Linked DNA regions of Homo sapiens: region 2 is linked to region 1. Evidence: chromatin loops called from intact Hi-C (ENCODE). Cell type or tissue: dorsolateral prefrontal cortex. All regions are shown on one strand.

The links. Peaks named below come from ENCODE experiments on the same cell type or tissue, not always from the same donor. Only the 100,000 strongest peaks of a DNase experiment are listed, where the experiment ranks them.
Region 2: a loop joins it to region 1, with 2.7 times the contacts of the local background. A loop is called at or near these places in 4 of 110 quality-filtered maps.

Annotation. Positions count from the first base shown.
Region 1 is chr4:17,471,106-17,473,605 of GRCh38, reverse strand. No RefSeq gene overlaps it. Among named protein-coding and RNA genes, the nearest start is that of QDPR, 40 kb to the left of the region's middle. RefSeq lists an enhancer at 2,375-2,500. In dorsolateral prefrontal cortex, a CTCF peak has its summit at 1,078 (motif pointing right); no DNase peak of the experiment used is centred here; H3K27ac peaks cover 1,586 bases.
Region 2 is chr4:16,515,983-16,518,482 of GRCh38, reverse strand. All of the region lies in intron 5 of LDB2 (LIM domain binding 2), which reads left to right. The region is part of intron 2 of LOC105374505 (a long non-coding RNA gene); the gene reads right to left. Among named protein-coding and RNA genes, the nearest start is that of TAPT1-AS1, 290 kb to the right of the region's middle. In dorsolateral prefrontal cortex, a CTCF peak has its summit at 1,494 (motif pointing left); a DNase peak (open chromatin) is centred at 1,492; H3K4me3 peaks cover 275 bases; H3K27ac peaks cover 2,023 bases.

The DNA of each region.
Region 1 (2,500 bases):
ATGTGCAAGCCACTGCGCAAGGCTAATAATTTGGTGATTCTTTGAATAAATATTAAAAATATCTACTGTGCAGAAGTGAATTTTTGGTTAATAAAAATTTCATGCAGAATTCTTTTCTTTCTCTCTTTCTTTCTTTTTCTTTTTTCTTTTGGCAGGCCCTCGTTCTGTCACACAGGCTGGAGTGCAGTGGTGCAATCACAGCTCACTGCAGCCTTGACTTCCAGGCTCAAGTGATCCTCCCACCTCAGTCTCCCAAGTAGCTGGGACTATGGGCACGTGCCACCACACCTGGCTAATTTTTGTATTTTTTGTAGAGACAGAGTCTTATTATGTTGCTCAGGCTGGTCTTGAACCCCTGAGCTCAAGTGATCCTTTTGCCTCAGCCTCCCAAAGGGCTGGGACTATAGGCAGGAGTCACTGCACCCTTCCTTTTTCTTTCTTTTTAAAAATCTGATTTATTTCCATGGGTAGAAGCAGACCCAACATTTTGAAAATATATTTGTACCACGCCCTTTTTTTTATTTTTTTCTTTTTTGAGACAGAGTCTCGCTCTGTCGCCCAGGCTGGAGTGCAGTGGTGCGATCTCGGCTCACTGCAAGCTCCACCTCCCAGGTTCACTCCATTCTCCTGCCTCAGCCTCCTGAGTAGCTGGGACTACAGGCGCCCACCACCACGCCTGGCTAATTTTTTTTGTATTTTTAGTAGAGACGGGGTTTCACCGTGTTAGCCAGGATGGTCTCGATCTCCTGACCTCGTGATCCGCCCACCTCGGCCTCCCAAAGTGCTGGGATTACAGGCGTGAGTCACCGCGCCCTGCCTGTACCACGACTTTTTTTGGTAGTGTTTGTTCCTTAGCTACTTTCGCTCTCTGATCTTCTAAACCAGACTCCTTCGGAGGTGCATGAAAGGGCTTGCAATTTAGGTAGTTAACAGCTGGTAAGCAGCAAAGATGCAAACATGATCTGAATCAGCATCTTAGCTGATGGTGATAGTGGGCTTTCAGCTGCCAGTGAATCCAAGTGTATAAAAGAAAAAAAAAAACTCAGATGAGAGAAGTTTTCAAAATGTCCACTGGGTGGAGCTGTCAGTTTAGCTGGAAGCATGTTTGGCTTACTTAGCTACAAGTTACACCAGTGATGTTTCAGTGACTCTTAAAATTGGTGCCCAAACCCTTTCCTACTTCCTTCAAACCCAGATCATAATTACAACTAAATAACATTGGTGGGATTATTGTCAGTTTCACTCACAAGACTGTAAAGTTCATGGAAACCCTGAAGGTCAGGATTCCCAGAGATGCCGCTTTGGTCTTCTTCCTCTAAATTTAGTTGGTTATCAAAGGAATAATTTAGGGAGGTTATTAAAAATGGATTCCTGGAAACTTTCCCAATCCTGATTTAGTAGTAGTGGGGTGGAGCCATGTGTTAGTTATCTATTGGTGTGTAAACAAATCACCCCAAAACTTAGAAGCTTAAAAGAATAGTACTTATTATCTTTCACAGTTTCTGTGGGTCAGGAATTTAGGAGTGACTTATTTTGGGGTTATGGCTCAGGGTCTCCTGTGAGGCTGCTGTCAGATGTCAGCTGGGGCTGCCTTCATCTGAAGGCTCGACTGGAGCTGAGGGATCCACTTCTGAGGGTGCTGGCAAGCTGGATCCAGGAACAGTATAGGACAGGGAGGATGTGCTGGACTGGCTCAGATATATCCAGATGTAGGTGCTGTCTGGGCATGGCAGATTATTAAATGTTGGTTCTTTGGCTGGGTGCACCCTGTTGCATCCTCTGACCACAGCAACCCTGAAGCATACAGTCTTCTTCCCCAGCAGGTCTCCTCAGCCTCTAGGCTTCCATGGTCCCCTCAGCCTCTAGGCTTCCATGGTCCCCCATCCCTGCAGGGTCACTTTGTCTTTCCAGGCTAACTCCTGGGAAGTGTTCCTTTCAACATGGCTTGAGGTTGGCTCCTTCCCATATGGCCCACATCTAGCCTTGGGAAAACATGAGCATTTGCCCTCCTTCTTCACTCCCCAGAGAGGGGCAGGGAGAGGAGAAATGGTGCAAGATTCCAACAGCTCTCTGGAGACATTGTCTCTCTACCTCTTCCACCTCTCCAGCATCAAAGGCTGGTGGTGGGTATGCGTGGGATCTGACAATGGCTTCCTAGTCTCTTGATGGGTCCTGCACCAGTGACCTAACACTTTGCCTAGGAATGTGGGGACTTGGTACCTGTTGTGTTCTTGGCCTTTGCACATTAATGAAAACCTGATACAGCAAGTCCTTTTCAAGATCCTGTTCCATTTCTCCATACGCCAACTTTAAAGCCTTCCTAAGCATCCGACTCCAGCACCCGGGAGCTTCTTGACCTTCTCCACTTGAGTATCGCAGAGTTAAGTTGAACATGGTGCATCAGAGCTCAGTATCCATCCTGGGAGCCACATTCTCCTCCTCCCTTTCTGTCTTGAGTGGAGACACGGGGGTCAGAAACCACGTTATCCACAACCACTCT
Region 2 (2,500 bases), 960 kb after region 1:
ACACAAGCAAAGGTCTGAGCAACGCGTTGACCTAGCAACTCTGAAGAGACCTACATACAAAGAGTAGAGGGTTCAAGGCCATAGGATGTCACACAAAAAACATGGAATTAAAATGTTGATGGTAGACAGAGCCTAGATTGGGAGATAATCAAATACTGCTTTGTAGTTCACAGCCAACTCTGACAAGCACCACCTGTTCCTGAGATTCGGGCAATGAGATGCCCCAGAAGAATGGGTATGAGTGTGTAGTGAAAAGAATCAAATTTCTCCAGGAGAACTGTCAGATGAAAAGCAAAACAAGAGCAAAACACTGCACTGTCTACATTTGTTAGGTCCTCTGTTAATATGAAAAGGCAGGAATCCTGGGACTGAACTAAGAGCTTCCTGCCTGGCCAGGACATACATATGCATTGTGCAAAGCATTTTGCATGCAGGAGACAATCATTTATTCATCAAATGAACAAATTCATCACTTCAGAGCACACAGGACCATGCCTGATTTGTCTGTCATTAACAAATGACTCCTTGCTATAAATCTGGCCAAGCTATCTATTATCCATCCATCCATCCATCCATCCATCCATCCATCCATCCATCCATCCACTCATTCATCAAGTTCCTGTTGTGATTACAAAATTTCATACCAAAGGGTCAGTGTTGGGGCCAGAATCTCCAGAAAAAAGAGGTCAGAAGCATAGGAGAGCAAGCTCAACCTAAAACATTCACTAAATCTGCAAAAAGGTGTCCTTGGAACTTTGCCAGGATGAACAATGGCTTTCTTAGGGATCCTATCTGGACTTGACAGGGACACCATGTTTATGGGTTTTATATTCAAAGAGGGATCTCGGGCCTTGCTGATCCCTTCCCTTTCCACAGCGTCCTGGGATTCCTCATGGTATTCTTCACTCCGGTACTACCCCAGGAAGAGACCAAACAAAAGTGCAAGCCTGCATGCAGGCTGCTGCAGATGTTGCAGACATGTTGTCTTTGGCCTTTCTTTTTAGGCAAAGGGAAAAAGTCCAGTGGGCACTTTGTAGCTGTCCTGACTGTGCAGATTAGTTTTTTTCAACATCAAAGGACCATGTGTTATTATGCTCAGTTCTATAATGTGCATTTGACTGGTGTTTTTTTTATGTGTATGTGGAGTGGGGTAATGAGGAAAAGGCATATATCTTGTAACCTGGCTCATACTTATTACAAACAGGGGACTCTTCCTAGAGTCGATGGATGGGGCTATAGAGGATTCAACAACCACCAGAAATTTTGTACAAAATTTGAAAGACAGGCTGTATAGCCTTCACCAGATTCTCTTGAGGGTCTCAGACCTCAGGGAGGGTAGGAATGGCAGCTCCCAACGGATTTGACTAGCAACTAAGGGAACCCACTCCCCAAACCTGCTTCCTGATTTCATTTCATAATGCCCTAGGCCTTTGCTGTTGCCAAGATGCACTGGCTTACTGCCAAAGAAGACAGGCTCTTATCTGAGTTAGTTCTGCCACCTACAGCACAGAGCCCAGCAAAGCCATTGCATCTTTGCAGCAGAGAAGAAGCCTCATTTGCATACATGAATAAGGGGAGGGCTGCCTCTCCAGCCCCGGACTCTCCACTGGAAGAAAAATGACTTTGGGGATTCTCGATTAGCATTCAGAGATGCAAGCTCCTTTGGGGTGGGTTACAGCGATGGGAAGATATTTTTACATTAAAGGGAAAGGGATAAATTTTGAGGATTAGCACCTGAAAAAGAAATGTTGCTGAAAACCCAGAGAGGAAAGTCACTGCAAAAAAGGAAAAGACAATGAGCTCATGGGTCCTCACAATAAGTGTAACTCTCCCATTTTATAGCATGCCCAATGCTGATAGTCCTTTCTAGGTCCAAACAGGTCACCCCCACCGTCTACCTTGTCGTACAATGAAAAATACTTGCTTTGGAAGAATGTGATTTCCTAAGACAGGATAGTTTTGTTAATATACTTAAAGCATTTTTAAGGATTCCCTCTAAGGGCAGAGATTGTGTTATTCTCATTTTTGTGTCCCCAGCACCGAGCAGAATGCTTGATACTTAGGAGGAAGCTCAATAAATGTTTGTTTGTTGATGTAAAGTAATAGAAATGTAGTTTGTATTGCAACCTATGCATGCTTGCTAATATATAATTAATAATATCTACAGATTATTAAATAGTCATGCATTAGACATATTAACTCAAATTCTCACAACAGTATATAAGATGGGTATTGTTTTGCAGGTGAAACTGAAACCCAGTGTTTTTAAATAACTTACCCAAGGATGCATATCTAGTGAGAGTCAAAATCCATACCTAGGCTGGGCGTGGTGGCTCACGCCTGTAATCCCAGCACTTTGGGAGGTCGAGGTGGGCAGATCATGAGGTCAGGAGATTGAGACCATCCTGGACACACGGTGAAATCCCGTCTCTACTAAAAAAAATACAAAAAATTAGCTGGGCGTGGTGGCGGGCGCCTGTAGTCTCAGCTACTCAGGAGG